Linked DNA regions of Homo sapiens: region 2 is linked to region 1. The links are chromatin loops, found by intact Hi-C in ENCODE. Cell type or tissue: endothelial cell of umbilical vein. All regions are shown on one strand. Each heading gives the region's core, and the rest is flanking DNA. Links, peaks and the distances in the headings are about the cores only.

The links. A loop is a pair of places that touch in the nucleus more often than their neighbours do. Peaks named below come from ENCODE experiments on the same cell type or tissue, not always from the same donor. Only the 100,000 strongest peaks of a DNase experiment are listed, where the experiment ranks them.
Region 2: a loop joins it to region 1, with 7 times the contacts of the local background. A loop is called at or near these places in 9 of 110 quality-filtered maps.

Annotation. Positions count from the first base shown.
Region 1 is chr6:56,294,876-56,305,356 of GRCh38, reverse strand. It overlaps a transcript of COL21A1 not described here. Among named protein-coding and RNA genes, the nearest start is that of COL21A1, 53 kb to the right of the region's middle. In endothelial cell of umbilical vein, for the core only: no CTCF peak of the experiment used is centred there; a DNase peak (open chromatin) is centred at 5,246; H3K27ac peaks cover 609 bases.
Region 2 is chr6:56,019,958-56,030,438 of GRCh38, reverse strand. No RefSeq gene overlaps it. Among named protein-coding and RNA genes, the nearest start is that of BMP5, 150 kb to the right of the region's middle. In endothelial cell of umbilical vein, for the core only: no CTCF peak of the experiment used is centred there; DNase peaks (open chromatin) are centred at 3,488, 4,448 and 5,388; H3K27ac peaks cover 3,404 bases.

The sequences.
Region 1 (10,481 bases), core at 2,977-7,976:
CAATAATCATGGGAGACTTTAACACCCCACTGTCAACATTAGACAGATCAACGAGACAGAAAGTTGACAAGGATATGCAGGAATTGAACTCAGCTCTACACCAAGCAGACCTAATAGACATCTACAGAACTCTCCACCCCAAATCAACAGAATATACATTCTTCTCAGCACCACACCACACTTATTCCAAAATTGACCACATAGTTGGAAGTAAAGCATTCCTCAGCAAATGTAAAAGAATAGAAATTGTAACAAACTGTCTCTCAGACCACACTGCAATCAAATTAGAACTCAGGATTAAGAAACTCACTCAAAACCACTCAGCTACATGGAAACTGAACAACCTGCTCCTGAATGACTACTGGGTACATAACGAAATGAAGGCAGAAATAAAGATGTTCTTTGAAACCAAAGAGAACAAAGACACAACATACCAGAATCTCTGGGACACATTCAAAGCAGTGTGTAGAGGGAAATTTATAGCACTAAATGTCCACAAGAGAAAGCAGGAAAGATCTAAAATGGACACCCTAACATCACAATTAAAAGAACTGAGGAAGCAAGAGCAAACACATTCAAAAGCTAGCAGAAGGCAAGAAACAACTAAGATCAGAGCAGAACTGAAGGAAATAGAGACACAAAAAACCCTTCAAAAAATCAATGAATCCAGGAGCTGGTTTTTTGAAAAGATCAACAACATTGATAGACTGCTAGCAAGACTAATAAAGAAGAAAAGAGAGAAGAATGAAATAGACACAATAAAAAATGATAAAGGGGATATCACCACTGATCCCACAGAAATACAAACTACCATCAGAGAATACTGTAAACACCTCTACGCAAATAAACTAGAAAATCTAGAAGAAATGGATAAATTCCTCGACACATACACCCTCCCAAGACTAAACCACGAAGAAGTTGAATCTCTGAATAGACCAATAACAGGCTCTGAAATTGAGGCAATAATTAATAGCTTACCAACCAAAAAAAGTCCAGGACCAGATGGATTCACAGCCGAATTCTACCAGAGGTACAAGGAGGAGCTGGTACCATTCCTTCTGAAACTATTCCAATCAATAGAAAAAGAGGGAATCCTCCCTAACTCATTTTATGAGGCCAGCATCATCCTGATACCAAAGCTGGGCAGAGACACAACAAAAAAAGAGAATTTTAGACCAATATCCCTGATGAACATCGATGCAAAAATCCTCAATAAAATATTCACAAACCGAATCCAGCAGCACGTCAAAAAGCTTATCCACCATGATCAAGTGGGCTTCATCCCTGGGATGCAAGGCTGGTTCAACATATGCAAATCAATAAACGTAATCCAGCATATAAACAGAACCAACGACAAAAACCGCATGATTCTCTCAACAGATGCAGAAAAGGCCTTTGACAAAACTCAACAACCCTTCATGCTAAAAACTCTCAATAAATTAGGTATTGATGGGACATATCTCAAAATCATAAGAGCTATCTATGACAGACCCACAGCCCATATCATACTGAATGGGCAAAAACTGGGAGCATTCCCTTTGAAAACTGGTACAAGACAGGGATGCCCTCTCTCACCACTCCTATTCAACATAGTGTTGGAAGTTCTGGCCAGGGCAATCAGGCAGGAGAAGGAAATAAAGGGTATTCAATTAGGAAAAGAGGAAGTCAAATTGTTCCTGTTTGGAGATGACATGATTGTATATCTAGAAAACCCCGTGGTCTCAGCCCCAAATCTCCTTAAGCTGATAGGCAACTTCAGCAAAGTCTCAGGATACAAAATCAATGTACAAAAATCACAAGCATTCTTATACACCCATAACAGACAAACAGAGAGTCAAATCATGAGTGAACTCCCATTCACAATTGCTTCAAAGAGTATAAAATACCTAGGAATCCAACTTACAAGGGATGTGAAGGACCTCTTCAAGGAGAACTACAAACCACTGCTCAATGAAATAAAAGAGGATACAAACAAATGCAAGAACATTCCATGCTCATGGGTAGGAAGAATCAGTATCGTGAAAATGGCCATACTGCCCAAGGTAATTTATAGATTCAATGCCATCCCCATCAAGCTACTTTGTGACTTGCTTCACAGAATTGGAAAAAACTACTTTAAAGTTCATATGGACCCAAAAAAGAGCCCACATTGCCAAGTCAATCCTAAGCCAAAAGAATAAAGCTGGAGGCATCACGCTACCTGACTTCAAACTATACTACAAGGCTACAGTAACCAAAACAGCATGGTACTGGTACCAAAACAGAGATATAGACCAATGGAAGAGAACACAGCCCTCAGAAATAATGCCACGTATCTACAACTATCTGATCTTTGACAAACCTGAGAAAAACAAGCAATGGGGAAAGGATTCCCTATTTAATAAATGGTGCTGGGAAAACTGGCTAGCCATATGTAGAAAGCTGAAACTGGATCCCTTCCTTACACCTTATGCAAAAATTAATTCAAGATGGATTAAAGACTTAAATGTTAGACCTAAATCCATAAAAACCCTAGAAGAAAACCTAGGCAATACCATTCAGGACATAGGTGTGGGCAAGGACTTCATGTCTAAAACACCAAAAGCAATGGCAACAAAAGCCAAAATTGACAAATGGGATCTAATTAAACTAAAGAGCTTCTGCACAGCAAAAGAAACTACCATCAGAGTGAACAGGCAACCTACAGAATGGAAGAAAATTTTTGCAACCTACTCATCTGACAAAGGGCTAATATCCAGAATCTACAATGAACTCTAACAAATTTACAAGAAAAAAACAAACAACCCCATCAAAAAGTGGGCAAAGGATATGAACAGACACTTCTCAAAAGAAGACATTTATGCAGCCAACAGACACATGAAAAAATGCTCATCATCACTGGCCATCAGAGAAATGCAAATCAAAACCACAATGAGATACCATGTCACACCAGTTAGAATGGCGATCATTAAAAAGTCAGGAAACAACAGGTGCTGGAGAGGATGTGGAGAAATTGGAACACTTTTACACTGTTGGTGGGACTGTAAACTAGTGCAACCATTGTGGAAGTCAGTGTGGTGATTCCTCAGGGATCTAGAACTAGAAATACCATTTGACCCAGCCATCCCATTACTGGGTATATACCCAAAGGATTATAAATCGTGCTGCTATAAAGACACATGCAGACATATGTTTATTGTGGCACTATTCACAATAGCAAAGACTTGGAACCAACCCAAATGTCCATCAATGATAGACTGGATTAAGAAAATGTGGCACATATACACCATGGAATACTATGCAGCCATAAAAAATGATGAGTTCATGTCCTTTGCAGGGACATGGATGAAGCTGGAAACCATCATTCTCAGCAAACTATCACAAGGACAAAAAACCAAACACCGCATGTTCTCACTCATAGGTGGGAATTGAACAATGAGAACACATGGATGCAGGAAGGGGAGCATGGGACACAGGAAGGGGAACATCACACACCGGGGCCTGTTGTGGGATTGGGGGGGGGAGAAATAGCATTTGGAGATATACCTAATGTTAAATGACGAGTTACTGGGTGCAGCACACCAGCATGGCACATGTATACATATGTAACCAACCTGCACGTTGTGCACATGTACCCTAAAACTTAAAGTATAATGGAAAAAAAAAGAAAAAAGTTAAAATTAAAATAGCCACATGTGGTTAGTGGCTATTGTGTTGGACAGTACATATCTAAAGGGTGAAGTGGTAATCTCTGTCATATTTCCAGTTCTTCCCTTTGAGAAAACTGTTTCTGATGTCTGTAGTTAGAAGTAATCTTGTTCCTATCTTTATGTTTCTTGTTCCTGCTCTAAAAAACTATCACAAACTTAGTGGCTTAAAAGAACAGAAATTTATCATCTTCTGTAGGTCAGAGTCTGAAATAGGTCATATGGGCTAAGACCAAGGTATTGGTAGAAATGTATTCATGTCTGGAGGCTCCAGAGGAATCCATTTCCTTGCCTTTTCAGCTTCTAGAGAATGCCTGCATTCCTTGGCTTGTGGTGTCTTCTTCCATCTTCAATGCCAGCAGCATAGCATCTTCAAATTTCTTTCTAACTCAGACATTGTGCCTCCTTAAAATGATCTTTTTGATTCCATTGGGCCCACTTGGATAATCCAGGGTAATCTCATTTCAAGATCCTTAATTTAGACACATCTTTAGAGTCTCTTTTGCCATGTAAGGCAACATATTCGCAGGTTCCAGAGATTAGGATGTGGACATCTTTGGGAAACCATTATTCTGCTTACCAAACCATTGTAGCTATTCTGCCTTGCCTTATAATTTCCCATGTGCTTTTCTATCCACCTCCTTGAGAGTAACAATTGGGTCTGAATGATTTTTAATTCCTAGGTTAAAACTGTGGCTTTCATACCACAGATGCTCAAAATATGTTTGTCGGAATGAAATAAGATAAATAGAAAGACTATTTGATAGGTTTAGATTGGGTAAATAAAGCCCCTTAAGGTGGGTCCTGGTGTAGGAAATTGATTTTGATCATTTTCATGAAGTCTTCACCAGTCAATCAACCAAGCAATCAATAAAATAGATTTTAGAGCAGTATTTATCAATCACCAATTGAATAGAGACTGAATAATTGTACCCTCTTCTATTTATTTTGGCTAATTATGTGTCTTGGGCTAATGAAAGCAATGGAAGCCAAAGCCTGTTTGTATGGTTCTTTGGAAATTAAGTCAAGAACAAATAATGGTAGATTGACAGTTAATGGATTATGTCTCAAGAAAACATTTCACAAGGCCACTATGACATCTTAAGATTAAAACATTATTTGATGAAAGAAGTTAATGTATGAAAAAATATATTAAACATTTATATCCAATGAATGAGCAATTTACCCAGTTTTTTAGAAGACATTCCAGGACAAAAAATGTCTAATTTAAATTTTTAAAATAAAGTAAGCATTTAATAAAAGGTTATTTTTCAAAATGTAAACATACAAAAGCAAAGAGGATTATATAACAAACTCAGGTACCTGTTACTCAGCTTGAACAAGCAACTATCATCCCATGACTGCCTTGTTTTAATCTAATTCCACTCTCCACTCCTTATCCCCACTTCCAGCCTCTACTCTGATTATTTCAAAGCAAATCCCATAAAAATATCATTTTATCTGTACATTTAATCATTATACACACATTTAGAAGGATCTGTTAATGAATTTCCTCATATTCATGTTGGCTTCCGGCACATTTTGGCTACTCCATAATCTTTCTGGTATTTATTGTCTTTTCTTTACCTTATGTGGAATTTTGTACTGAAGGAAAAACATAACAACTAAATATAGAAAACACTAAGCTGGCTAGCCTTGTTTAATTTTCCTATTACTTCAATTCATATTTTAGAAAACAGCTTACAAAGTGGAACTATATGAGATTGCAAGTAGAGTTAAAACAATATTTATATTTTTATTTATCGGGAGAAAGGGGAGCTCTTAACCGCAGGGGAAATATGAATAAAAATATCCAAGTTCTACTCCCTTTTATTTTAGGAACATATTAAATAATGTTGAGGTAAGACATATCATTCAGTTGTAGAAGGAACATAGAGACCTTCTGGGATTAGGGAATATTCTGAGGGAGAATTTCTCAGAATAATAATTAGGGGAAACCAGAATTTTAACTGAGAAATAAGATATTGATGAAGATGGAAGTCTGATCAGAAAATATGAGGCCATAAAAATGTGATTTCACATGAAATATTTCTTATGGGAATGAAAATGTCTTTTTTTCATATGAGTCTGTATACAGTGATTATAAATGACTTTTCTCAATATATTAAATATATTAACAAAAGTGCACATTATTAAGGTGGTTGGGCTGGAGAATTACCTTATTGTAAAATTACATAATGTTATCAAATAGTTGTTTCTGTCTTTCTGCCACTTTTAACTACCAAGAACCACAGCTAATTTGTCCATGCAATGGACCTGAATCACAATGCTTTGTTCTTAAAGATATGACTTGAAATATTTGAGGGAACAAGTAAAATCAATTTTTCAAATCCAATTTGGCATTTGAAAATACATTAAGCTGAAACTCTCTGTTATGCCACTTTTCCCCAAAGCAGAAAGGTTCTATGTAGCCATTCCATTCACAGAGTCCTAAGAATTTTTAGCTGGATAGAATATATGAAGTGATCTAATTTAGCTCCGTGTTTGAACCCTGATGTCTCTGGATTAAATGTATTGCTAAAGGCCACACATCTAAAAAGCAACAGTTTGGAGACAAGAAGCTGACTTTCCTGCCTCCCAGGTTTGTGTCCCTGCTCTCTCTCATTACAAAAGATGAGGTTTTTGTTGCAAGTGACACATGAAGAAAATTATTTGATTCTGTTTACTGTGATTGTGTAGAAATTTGTACTTTGATACTATGACTTTGAATATAAGTTGTTTCAAGGAGTTATATGACTTTTAAGGTCCCCTTAAGCTCTAAGAGGATGATGATGTATTTGTAATAGCAGGTAGTAACTTGCATTTCTTAAATTGAATAAGAAACTTCAAAAAGATTAAATAGAGAGAAAGGAAATTGGAACTCTGCGTCTGGTCTCTGTTGCTGTTGCTGTTGATGGGGCTGGCAGTATGTTTATAGCTGTGCTGAGCAAGAATACTTGCAGCAATCTTCCCATAAGTCACCTGTTTCTCTGAAGACTCCTTCCAACTCCTCACCTTAATTAGAACTGGCTCTATCCTGAATATACCATCCCTTGCCACCAACTCTTTAGACCTTGGGGCTGAGAGTGGGGTGGTGTCCTTTTCACTCCTTATTACTATTTTTAGATCATTTCTCCTTCATCCTCAGACCACATGTCTGGCTCCCAGTTGCACATTATAGGTTACAGAGACAACAAACTCAACTGCTTCTGATTCCCATCCTCAACCATCCCACTGTCAAATCTACTCCCTGCTCTTACTGTTTCAGTGAAAGGCACCCCAAGTTTGCAACTGCCTGAGACAGACATCTGAGAATGATACACGACACCACCCTGACTTAACTGCATTCCATTTAACTCAAATTCTATTGATTTTAATAGTTAAATATATCTAAAATTGTTTTTTGTTCTGCAAACCTGTTGGCTCACATTAATTCTAGTCAACATCACCTCTCCTGAACTGTGGCCACATCTTCCGGAGTATTCCCTTCACCATTGGACTTGGCGCCTTCCAATCTGTTCACTTGCTTGGTGACAACCATGTGTGCAAGGTTTTTTTTTTTTTTAATTTAGCATCCGTATTACTATATTACTTTCATAAAAGAAATTGAACTCCAGGAAAACCAAAAAGCTTGCTCACACTGACACAACTCTTAAGTGTTAGAGCCAGATATTCTGGTTCCACACCAGGATTTTGTCATCTTCCAGATGCCCCTTCTAAGGTCTAGAGAAATGTGCACCCCAAAAGAATGAACAGTGCAGAATTGAGGCCCCAACCAAAGGATAAAAATGATAGACGGCTACCAGCTTTTAAACCCTAACTGTAACATAATGTTCAGTGGCTTGAAGGCAAAATTCTGAGTCATAATAATGGCATTTAGATGCCATCAGTCCAGAGTGTTGTGACCTTTTGAGAACCATAACTTCATTGTGTATAACTTGTTTCTACTTTCCAATATCTCATTTTATTATCATTGTAAAACATGCTTGTTTTTTAGGGATTTTACTTTTCACATTGCCATCAATAAAAAACCAAGTGATTCTTTGATCAGAGTTAGAACAGCCAGTTGCTCATGAAGCCAAATAAGTTACAGTCAGTAAAAGAGTATAGTAAATATTCTTAACTATTTTTAAGTACCCTTTACACACTTGGAATTGTTTCACAATATGCCAGAACATTAAGCAAAGTAAAAATGAGTATGTTGGCCCATATAAAGGGACCTGTCTGTCTTTGTAAGTCCAGAGGACTACTGATTAAATTTTAAGGTAGTGACAAGTAACCTCAAGTTTCACCTGATTTAAGCAGAAGAGAATAAAAAAAACAATGAAGTAATTTGAAGGGAATTCTGAGATTTGCAGGTTTTTTTGGGGAGGAATTTACTGAGATGACTTCAAAGGACAGGGAATATAGAAACCAGTTTTCACTTGTCCAGGCTTTTATTCATGCTGAGTAACTCATGCGCATGGCAACTTAATCTGTGTTGAGTCTTTCTTCTATTGAAATATGTTGTCATTTTGGCCTGCATTTAATTCCCCTCCTTTAAAAATTAAAAAATGTTTGGGCTCAGTATTGTATCTCTATGGGAGATTGGCAATTTAATAAAGCAGAAGACTATTATGATAAAGCTACAACAAAAGTTCTGCTGACTAAAATTTAAATAAGTGGGTAAAGAGTTGAAGGGCCTTCAGACAGCTCATGGATGGTAATAGCCTAGGTTGAGCCTAATTTGGGTTGCTAGTCATGTCAATGATGAAGAATATGAGGTTAGAAAATCATATTGGAAACCCATCTTTGATAAAATGTGGCATATTTCCATTCCTGTAATCCATTTCATATATTTAGTGCCTAGAGTACATGATTTCTCAAGTGTTTTATGGACACTTGTGGGTATTTTTCTAGAAACAAAATGTAAAATGTTGGTGGTTAGTATTATAGGAATTTTACATGAACCCCTCCAATCTCACCATCCCTGAATTTGTATATTTCTTCTGACATGTTGGTTCACTATAATTCAAGACACAGCCTAAATATTGTCATAGGAGGAAACCTGGGATAACATACAGTGTATATGTTAACAACCCAGAGTGAATGAAACAAATTACGAAATTGCCTTTGGATGTTTATTATAGGTGGTACCTGTCTGTGTATCAAGAGAAAATGAGAGGGAACGTAATACTTTAAACGTATCATTATAGATATGAGGTAATTGGAGATACAGCTAAGTATCATGGACCAAATTTTAAAGTCATTAGTAGATACAATAGTTTAAAGAAGTGATTGTGACCAGGAAGATTGGAGAATTGTTTTGCTTAAATATAGTTTTCACTGAAGACTGGAAAATGCCCTTGCTGTTTAACTATACCCATTGCAAGTTAATTGGATTGCCCATTTCTTATCTTCATTTAAAAATATGATATATATTGGATATGTTGTTACTTAAAAATTTTATGTTAGACAAGAAAAGAGTACCTACCATGTTTTAAGACAGATTTTGATTACTTTAATGCTGAAATATACTAATATTTACATTAAAATCAACCAATATCTCAATAAACTAGGAATGGAGGGAATTTCCTCAACTTGATAAAGAACATCTGTAAAAAACTTATAGCTAACATCATACTTAATGATGAGAAACTAGATGCTTTCTCACTAAGATCAGGAATAAGGCAAGGATGTCTCCTCTCACTACCCCTATTCAATATCATACTGTAAGTCCTAGATAATGTAAAAAGACATGAAAAGTAAATCAAAGGTATACCAACTGGAAGGGAAGAAATAAAATTGTTTTCAGATGACATGATTGTCTATGTGGAAAATCCCAAGGAATCAACAAAAAAATCCTAATACTAATAAGCAACCTTACTCATAGCAAAGTTGCAGGATATAAGGTTAATAAAAAGTCAATTTTTTCCCTATATACCAGGAATGAATAATTGAAATTTAAAGTTAAAAATATAATACTATTCAGATTAGCTCCAAAAAGAAATAAACAGGTATAAATTTTACAGAATATGTCCAAAATCTATGTGAGGAAAAGTACAAAACTCTGATGAAAGAAATCAAAGAAAATCTAAATAAATGAAAAGATACTCCATATACAATGAAAGGAAGACTCAATATTAAGATGTCATTTCCTCCTAACTTCATCTATGGATTCAATGGAATCCTAATAAAATCTCAACAAGTTACTTTGTGGATGTTGACAAACTGATTCTAAAGTTTATTTGAAAAGTCAAAAGACCCAGAATAAAAACATATTGAAGGAGAAAAGCAAAGTCAGCAGGTCGACATAGCTGGACTTCAAAACTTACTATGAAGCTACAGTATTCAAAACAGTGTGGTACTGGTGAAAGAACAGGCAAATAGACCAATGGAATGGAACAGGGAGCCCAGAAATAGACTCACATGAATGTAGTCAACTGATCTTTGACGAAGGACAAAGGCAATTCAATAGAAAAAAACCCAATCTTTTCAACAAATGCTACTGGAATAATTGAATACCCATGAGTAAAAAAAATAAAATAAAATGAAAAAGATTCCAAACACAGACCTTGCACCCTTCACAAAAATTAACTCAAAATGGATCATAGACGTACATGCAAAATGCAAAACTGTAGAACAGCTGGAAGATAACACAGGAGAAACTCTTAAGTGACTTTGACTTTTTTATATACAATACCAAAAACACTATTCATGAAAGAAAAATTGAGAAGTTGGACTTTATTAAAATTAAAAACTTCTGCTTTGTGAAAGACACTTTTAAGAGAAGGAAGAAACAGCCACTGACTGGGA
Region 2 (10,481 bases), core at 2,238-7,237, 270 kb after region 1:
AAAGACATACCTGAGACTGGGTAATTTATAAAGGAAAGAGGTTTAAAGGACTCACTGTTCAGCACGGCAGGGGAGGCCTCAGGAAACTAATGATCATGGTGGAAGGGGAAGCAAACATGTCCTTCTTCACACAACAGCAGCAAGGAGAAGTGCAGCTTTTGTAGGAGAGCAAGCCCTTTTTGTCCTTGGATTGATTTTTAACTCCTTTTGCCATTTTTGATAGTTTCTACTCAAGGGTACATTGTTGTAAAACAGGGAATTGTTCTCATGAAATGGAGTAGGGAGCAGCTACAGAAGGATAACTTTTTTTCTTTTTTTCTTATCATGTTCCCTTATGCCATGAGTTAAGGGCCACCAAAGTGCAATGAGATGCCATATGGCAACAATTTCTTTATTGAGAAATAATTTGTCCCAGCCAACCTAGCAGTTTGCCATTCCTTTTCTCTTTCCTTTTTAAAGTGGAGAATGGGCCAGTCTGAAATATGGAATCATATCTATATCCAAAGGCATACAAAATGATAAAGCTCTGTTACCAGGATAATTTGCTTTTGAATATGTTCATAACATCAGTTTTCCTACTCAAAGACATGAGTTTTCCATTTCTCTTCTACTAGATTTTCCTGGGTGAGCGTTTCACCCTTAAAATTTGGCTAAGTTTTCTGTTCTCATAAAAGATACAAACTTAGCAAACTCCTATTGCTCAGGTTTTTTAAAAAGATATTTAAAGTTCTTTATAATTTTTATAAACTGTTATCACTGTCCCATTTCACCTCCTGGTCTGCACCATGCTTCTCATAAATGATGTGTCTTTCTGCACCATAGTTCTTTCTATATTATGACATATTTGCTAAGAAAGCATTTTGTTGTTGTTAAATGTTTCATTAGGCAGCAACTGAAATAGAGCTGCTTAAATGCAAGCTTATTTTGCACTCAGTGGGGAAACCTTTGGGGTAAATATTTCTGGCACGGGGCTTGTTTAAATCCCAGTTGTGCTATAGGAACTTGCACTGGATAGAGGCTGCCAGTCAGACTAAAAAGGCACAATTGCAGTAGGCATCATCAAGTCAACATCTTGTCATGAAAGTTAGAGATATTCATTCTTATGTGTGAAATTTTAATTAGAAAAATCTTCAGGCTGAACATCATTTATAGATCAGGAGTTCTCCCATTTTTATTACTCTTCTCAATGGAAGATGATAAAGACATGTAAATGGTGTTCTGACTGGAGCACTTATTGGAAAAGATGTAACCTTATTTTGGCTTTCCTGGTACTTAAGACTACATCATATTACATGTAAATGGCCCTTCTTCTCTAGGGTCAAAAGTCATAATAATTAGTCATCACTAATGCTTGATAAAGTGAAAGAGAAAAGAACTAAGCATCAGGAAACTTGAGTTATGGCCCTAGTTTTCCAACTTTCTGACTTCAGACAAGTGAACTTAATACGGGCTTAATACTGGTTGTGAAGATTAAATAAAAATAAATAAAACTACATCTAGGGTTTACTAAATGGAAATAAATGGACTTTTGGCTCAAGACCATGTCACAGTGGGCCTATCAGGTGAAAACTTAGCCTCCTACTATTTACCTCCTGTTTAAGAATTATTGTTAGATTAGATATACTCAGCACATTTCCAAAATGACATGAAGAAAATGGAAGAAGAGTCAAGCAGTAGACACTGCAATACTAATTCCCTGCCAAAATGTAAGAAGTACTACAACTCCAGGGAACTATAGAGACTCATTCCACTATCAAAAACTGTAAGATGAAGATGTGGCTATTTTTATTACAGGCTCATTTAGCTTACCTGTTTTACTTGGGTCTTGGAGAATAAAGGTTATGTATGTAGGCTTAGTAAATTGGTAACTCCATTGTAGATGTAGTCTCTGAGATGGTTGGGATCTGTGTTCCTGCCCAAATGTCATGCCAAATTGTAATCCCCAATATTGAAGGTGGATCCTGGTGGGAGGTGATTGAATCATGGAGATAGTTTCTAAGGGTTTAGCACCATCCCTCTAGTCTCGTGACAGTCCAGCTGTCTCGTGATAGGGTTCTCACGAGATCTGTTTGTTTAAAAGTATGTGGCACCTCCACACCACCTCCCCTTCCTTCTGCTCCAGCCATGTGAAGATGCCTGCTCCAGCTTTGCCTTCTGCCATGAGTGAAAGCTGCCTGAAGCTTCCCCAGCCATGATTCCTGTACAGCCTGTGGAATTGTGAGCCAAAACTCTTTTCTTTATAAATTACCCAGTCTCAGGCATTTATTTATAGCAACATAAGACCAGACTAACACAGTCTTTACCAGATCAAATTAACACGCCCTTCATAGTTGATTGATCTGAAAAATGCTATTCTCACCACTCCCATCCCCACCCCTCATTTCAATAACTAGTTCTGAAAGAGTTGCTTCCACCCAGCAGAGACAGCAGTACACTTTCAGGGTCAACAGGAATAGCTTCAATAGATACAACATTGCTCCAGTTTCTTAACCCTGATTTCAGGAGGGCACTAAAACTAGAGATGCCAAGGGTGATCAACGAGTCCTTGATAATGGAATTGCAGATTGAACTATACTGTAATCTAGTCTTATATTTTATGTTGTATAGCATCCAGATTAATATAATCTACCAGGTTTGGGTAGTATAGTCACTGGCACTTATCCAGATTAGTCTGTGTGAAGAACTTCTCTAGGTTTAAATATATTCGACTGGGGTGGAAGAGGAGCATTTGGGCTTCCAGAAACCTTGACATAAGTTTCAATCAGATTTTTCACCTGCAATTATTTTCTTTTTTAGGGGAACATGGACATTTATACCAACATACCAACATTTATTAAAGGACAATTGTCCTGATCCCTTTGCCATATTCTGATTGCACTAACTTTTTTCTATAGTAGGATAAGAATGTCTTACTTAGATAAGTAAACCTTATTTTACTTATGTCTGTGTCTACTCTCACCGATAGTCTGAAATGACTGTAAATCTTTTCTAATATGAAGGCTTTCCAGCTCAACATGGATGTTCCTTCATAAGAGCTCACCAGGTTACTGACACTGCTAAGTACCTAGGTTTTCAGTGGTAGTACCCAATGCTGACACCACCTCCCTCCCCACTTCCCATTTCCTGACCTATCAAACTACAGTTTCATACTCTGGAGGATTGGCAGCCAGTTGATAACATATTAATATGATGGGCACTTTCTATCGTGGACAGGAAAGCCCTTTGCTCTTACTGGAATACACACGTGGATTTAGATATGCCTTTTCTGACTACCATGCTTCTGAAAGTCCTTCCATCAGATACATCCATGCAGGTCTTAGATTTAGAAGTGAGCAATGTGAGAATGTGAGGAGATAGCCACATTTGGAAGATGTGATTTGTTATGGTTGATGTCACAGGGGACTGCCAAGATTCCCTCTTCAAGGTTAAGGCACTCATCTTGCAGTTGCCATGAGTGTTGCTGCTGATAGCAATCAGCTTAGTCTGTCTCTGAGTCTTGTTCTTGGAGGGCAGCCAAAGAAAACCTGTCTCTGTCCCCTCTCCAGACAGCTCATATCTAATGACTGGTAAATTTGGGGGGCCAACCTCTTGGTCTAAATTGGGGATAACTCTGAATGTTCAAAGCTCCCTAAGGGCTTAACTATGGCCTCTGGTACAGTTTTCTCTCTCTACCCAATGTTACTGCCTTCACTCTCTTACAGGTGTTGTTCCTGAGAGTGTTTTCTGATAAACTCCTTGCACAGAAATCTCTACCTCAGAGCCGGTTTCCCCAGTAATCTGACATAAGCATCTGGCTACTAGAGAGGTGACGTATAGTGCTTTTAGGGAGAAGCAGTGTGAGAATTTCTAGCATCTGGTCCCAGACATTGTTGGGATTGTTTTATTCATCTTTATTAGTTTTATTCTGAATGTGCACCTGAAGTTTTCTGGATCAGAGATTTATTTATTTATTTATTTATTTATTTATTTATTTATTACCTTACAATAAATAAGCATGTGATTCTCCCTTACTTTAGTCCTTACCTCTGGGGTGATATGATGAAAGCCAGGTGGAAAAATCTTGTATATGAGTAGCTAAATAGTTTCTCAGTGAGAAAAATGAATTCTCTTCTTCCATACAGGAGGAAGAGACAGCTGTTTCCCCCTTCCCTCCAGAAAGGGGGAAAAACCTTTGCCCTGCAGAGATGGAGTGCAAAGGATCCTGAGTACTCACTCTCACCTTCTGGAATGCACATACATCTTTACAGGGGCTGCATAAGCCTTGCATATCTCTCTGGTTTTTTGTAAGCTATGGATTTCTCCAAGGTCCTGGGACTCATTTTCTCTTAAAATGTAAACTACCCAGAGTTAGCTAAATCTCTCTGGACTTCTCTCACTATCTACTCCACTGTAAATTAACTTCCCAAGCCTGGCTCTTATCCCAAGATGCTGAGTTTTCAGGAAATATATTCAGAAAGCCCAGACAGTGCAGAAACAAAAATATTTCCTCTACATCCCACAGCTTCATGGTTGCTGATTAGAAGCATGAGTGTTTTTATTAGATAAGATTTTGTGATGTGTTGGACTGTATATTTTCAGACTCTAACTTTCTTAGGATCTTAGAGAGTCTATGAACTACATAATATTCTATGATAAATTACTTTTGTAGTTAAAGTAGCCAAAGTAGATTCTTTTGTGTTTGCAACTAAGATTCCAAGCAGATAAAGATAACATTTGAATAATATTCTAAAACATGCAAATAAAGCTACACATTATATATTGGAAAATACATATTCAGTAAAACTATGAAAACGTGTGGTAATAATAAACATCGAATTCAAGATTACTTGATGGTAACTTTGGAAGTTGAGGGAAGGGAAAATTTGGACTAATATAGAGTATGCAAGAGATATAGCCATGTTGGTAATGTTTTATTATAAGTGAAGGGTACAGGGATAGTCACTGTTTTTTCATTTATATCTATACATCTAACTTAAACATACACACACACACACACACACACACTTTATAATAATTTAAAAATATCTGCAGAAAATCTTTTAGTATAAAAGCTACTACAACAAAGAAGCTCCCAAATATTTTGACTTAAAGAAAAAATTAATTTATTCTTCCCTCACATAACAATCCTTAGATAAACCATATTGTTGAGAAATCTCAGATCCGCACAGTGATTCAGGGACCCAGGTCTCTTTTACCTTATTATTCTGTCTTCCCCCAGGGCATTGTCCTCATCTGTATGCTAAAAACTGGGTCACAGGTATGTGCATTCCAGTGCACAGGACAGGAGAAAAAATAATAAATACCAGTATTAAAACAAAACAAAGACAAGGAAATGGCTCACATCATCTCTATTTACATTGCAGTGGAGAGAACTCTATGTACATGGCCAGACTGGGCTGCGAAAGAGTCTGGGAAGTGTCTTCCCAGCTAGACTATGTGCCCAACGACAATATTTTGTCGTGGAAGAAAGCGAAAGTGGATTTTGATGAAAACTAGCAGTTTCTTCCAAAGGGATTTTATGAAAGCTGTATTCAAAAATGATTTAATAAGATATAAAAAATCTGCGTACAACTTTCTTCTCTGCTCACAAATCTACTAACATTATCAGTCACCTTTTAATTTCACTTCAGAGGTAAAATTCTGTATCTTAGAGTCAGAATAACTCTGGAGAAAATACCTTGTCTATCTATCTCATGGAGGGATCAAGGACTTCATGTGAGTAACAACCTACTTAAGACTTCAGAGGAAAATAACTAACTTTCATAACCCTCCTCACTCCATCTCTTGCCACTATTTATCAACACTGCATATGAGGAATGTGATGATCTTCCTCAAATTAGGAAAAGGTTACCTTGGCAGCAGTGTTTCTAAATTATTCCCTCCAACTAACTAATCCTGATTCCTGTCCACGCTTAAATTTTTAGCCCTGGTTTTCTGAAGCAGAATTTCAGCTGCTCAATTAATTAGTTTGTATATTCAGCACAAATTTTCTCTGAATATTTTTTATTTTTGAATATTATTATTTCATTTTGGAATAAAACAATTGTTAGGTAGAAAAATATGTTTTTTTAAAAAAATATTCTACTCTTTTCAGCTATAAAAGTACCAGATAAAAGGAGGTTTAAGTGACAGGCATTCCCCTCTCATTCCACTATCAGGGCTTCAGTAGGTTTGGGACTTTAGTTGGAGTCATAATTTTAGTTTTGGGTTAACACAGATCACTAGATAACATGAATTCAGGTGTTAAAAACAAACCAAAAAGAAAACTTCAGATGAATTAAATGTAACAGTGTTTAATTGAGCAAAGAACAGTTCAAGAATTGGCAGTCCTTAGAACTAGAAGAGGCTCAGAGAGCTCCACTCAGCAATGTGGGAAGGCGGCTTTTATGGATGGAGAATAGAGGTGAGGTACAGAAACAGTCTGATTGGTTACCGCTTGATTGGTGACAGCTAGGCATTTGCCTTGTTTGAACATGATCCAATCAATAGGAAACCCGTGATTGACTAAAGCTTGGCTGCTTGATTGGCTGAGACTCAGCTATTTGTTACAAAAGTAACCTCCTAAAGTAGGCTTTAGATTAGTTTACATACTAAGGTTGCAATTCCCTCTGAAAGGACTGAAACTACAGAGGCATCCTCAGGCCACATGTAGCTGAATGTAACACAGTTTTGGTTTAAAACACTCTCCATTAAGATGCCTTGCCTTGCTATAATCACTATAGTTTTTCTTTCCTATTGTATGTTGATATCCCTTCCTTTAATAGACTACATCCTTTTTCTCCTTTGCAAGATTGGATATAAACAAAAAATTGATAGATTTGGATTTTAAAAAATGATTTATTAAGTGCCTTCAAATTATTACACATGGTATATAATCCTTATTAGTGAAGGGAATAGACTGTATGTCTTCTTAGACAGACCTTGTAACTGTGTTTGATGTTTTATGTTAATGTCATGAGACTTCTTTATGGAATTATTTTAGCTACTAGTGTGAAAACAAGAAACAATGATTTCTTCTTGAAACACTTTGACATTTTGTTTTAGTAAAACCATGTGTGGCGTATAATTGTAATGTTATCCAGTAAACACAGCTCTTAACAAGCTTTCAAATCAGATTTTATGACAATTAATCCCGAATTATTTCTTTTCATTAAATTTTTCTGAAAAAACTGCCAAGATGAGTTATATATTCACAATGTGTATATGTTATCAAAAATCTTAAGTACTTATTCCTAAAATGCATGAGTGCAATTTGCACACATTTATAATTATAGAACTGATATTTTATCTAAATTATTTGCATAACAGTGAAAATTACGGCATAATAAATATTAAAAGGCTGAACTGGAATACAAGAGACAAAGATCTAGACTAGGGTTAACAAATAGCTTCAACTCAAGTATGAATTCCAAATAACAAGGCCTATCTGGAACACTTTGTTGAGAATGAGTTTCGGGCCACATCTATGTTCAGCAAGAAAAACACTGATTAGCAATTTTTGCCATGGATAGGTATGGAAAGCAGTGTGTACTGGGTAGAGGGAGGAAGTGGTGAATGTGTGGCATCCCTGTCCTAAGCCACATTGCCCACAACTAACCAGCTGTGTGATTTTTTCCAAGTCCTTTTTTCAGCTTTGTTATTTGTAAAACAACAGGGTTGGACTTTATCATATCTAAGATTGTTAGACTCTATAAATATTTTATGTAAATCTCATAACTTCTGTGGTATCTAGATAGCCAATTATTCATATTTTTCCAAAGCACAATTATTTCATTAAAAATGAAATTATTTCTCCTATTTTCAAAATTCTTTCTATAATTTTAGTCTTTTTCAGAATATACTAACAGATACATTAACAGACAACACGTAAAGTAACGGCTGCTGAACCAGAAAAATATGACAAACAAAACGGAATGCCCTTAAGACAGGATATTGGGCCAAGTTCTATCATAAATCTACACATGAGACTTTCAGTAAGACATTCTCTCCAAAATGACGGGGGAAATTTAGATCTTGATGGTTATATCTGTGTCCAACTTGAGGGATAAAAAAAGAAAGGGATTGAAATAATTCAGAGTTCTGGCCATTGTTCTTTGTTATGCTTTTGGTAGACTTTGTAAATAGTCTGAATTAGACTCCAAGAAGAAAGACCACACAGAAAACCAATCTTTCATCTCATTCCAGCTTTACAAGTCAGTTTCTCCATTTCTTTTGATAATGAATACACATTTAAGAGAAGGAAAGTGGCTATTCAAATTTCCATGGTCTCACCATTCAGCAAAGAATGCCATGCTAATTAGATTACCGTCTCTCTGTTCAGGGTAACTGCTGCCTCCTGACGCCCTGGATAGACACTGAAGTTTTGAGTATCATTTAGTGCCTAACTATGAACCAAAAATACTGCTTCTTTTAACTAGAAAGGAAACTTTCAGGTTCTCTATTAGATTGTTGGTGATTTTTGTGTATTAGTAACTGCATTGATAGATGATTCAGGATTCATGAAAAGTCATAGTAAATTATAATCCAGGTTTATCCCCCTGTATTATGTCAAAAAGTAGATTTCTAAATATTTTATCGGAGTTTTTCTTGGATCCAATATCTCTTTTAACTTGGCTTAATTACAATATTCATGTAACTTGGTCTCCAGGAACTTAAAAGGCTTACTGTGTCTGTCTTCCATCCCTATTCCTTAGTGCTGCCCTATTCTGTAGAAGAATCAAGTGGCAGCACCATAGATAATGGTGTTTTCTCACTTTTGTTTTCTTTTTTCTTATTGTGAGTTCTTTGTAGAGTCATAAAAGTGCTAGGATTACAGGCATGAGCCTCTGTGCTCAGCCAGAACTGGCATATTCCTTGAGTTAGAGAAATTTAATTAGGGGGCATAAATTTCTGCAATCATTATCTTATACCTGAATTATGGTTGAAATGATTTTATGGATAGATTCTATGTTTTTCTTTTTATTTTGTCTAAATCTGTAGAAGATTTTTTTTGAAATTCACCTACATTGCCAGTGGCAGAAATGTTACTTTCTAAATTATACCTTCAGAAATAGAAGTTCTTCAGCCTTTTTTTTCTGGAGTGACCCTAGTGATGTGACTTACTTCTACCCTATTATCTCTCTCTTTCAAGCATTAAATTCTTGGAAGCCAGGTTCTTAATGTCCCAGTTCAGGTCAGAAGACTACCTATGAATTAATTAATAATATGGTCAGGGTGTCTGGTCTCTTAGCCCAAAAATGATTTCAGAACACTCACATCTGTATGTTAAAGAGATTCCCAGAAAAGAATGAGTTCTTATGAATTGATCTTCACCCCTTCCATACTAGTTATCCATTGCTATATAATATATTAGTGCAAATGTAGTGGCTTAAAACAACATACATTTATTACATTACACTTTGGTTAGGTCAAGAGTCTGGGTATGACTTCACTGGATCTTCTGCTTCAGGGTTTTTTATGATGCATTCAAGGTTTTGGCCAGGGCTAGGGTCTCATCTGAAGGCTCTACTGGGGAAAGATCTTCCAACTGGATAAATTGGCCAGAATTCAGTTTTTCAAGGGTTGATAGATTGAAAATATCATTTCCTAGCTGGCTGTTGGCTATATTTTATCATGTGGATCTCTCCAACATTGCACCCTGCTTCATCAAAGCATACAAGCAAAGAAAGCAACAGAGAGAGTCAGCTAGGAAGATGAAAGTTACAATATTATTTAAACTAATCATGGAAATGATATTTTATCACATTTGACACTTTTATTGCTTAGAACAAGTCATGGTTTCTGTCTACACTCAAAGAGAGAAGATGACACAAGAGAATGAATACCAAGAGGCAAGGATCATTGAAGAGTGATATCTGCCACATTCCCCACAAGCATTGTTAATCAACCATAAAGGCCTTTATAAATTAGCTTGACAAGTACTAAATATCAGGCATTAGTTAGATGCTTAGGGATCAAATAAATAGACAAGATTCCTTCCCTTGCCCTTATAAAATTATAGCCTAGCACATAAGATTTTAACATAAATTTAATATAGAAATATATTCCTCTATTTAAAACCTTTCAACTGCTTTGTGTTGCTCTGAAATTAAAATAAAATTTCTTATCATGGCTAAGCAGGGTCTGTGTTATCTTATACCTGCCTACTTTGACATTTTCATCTTGTGTTTTCCCCAATGTTCTACTATGCTCAACCCATATTAGCTTCTCATATCCCAGGATATGTGTATGTTTGAAAACATTTTTTTAAGTTTTCAAGTGAAGTGATGCAATCGAATTCCTACCATTAAGACCTCAGTCACCCAAAGAATGCCTAGCTTTAAACAATATAATTTCATACTGTAACCTCTTAGATAAACTAGTCATCAAAATATACCCTTTGGTAATAAACTGCATTGAATTGCTTTCTAAGGTTGTTAGTTACATTGGTTGATTGTTGAAGGCAACCATCCAAAGATGAATGTTTTGATTTAAAGAAGCAA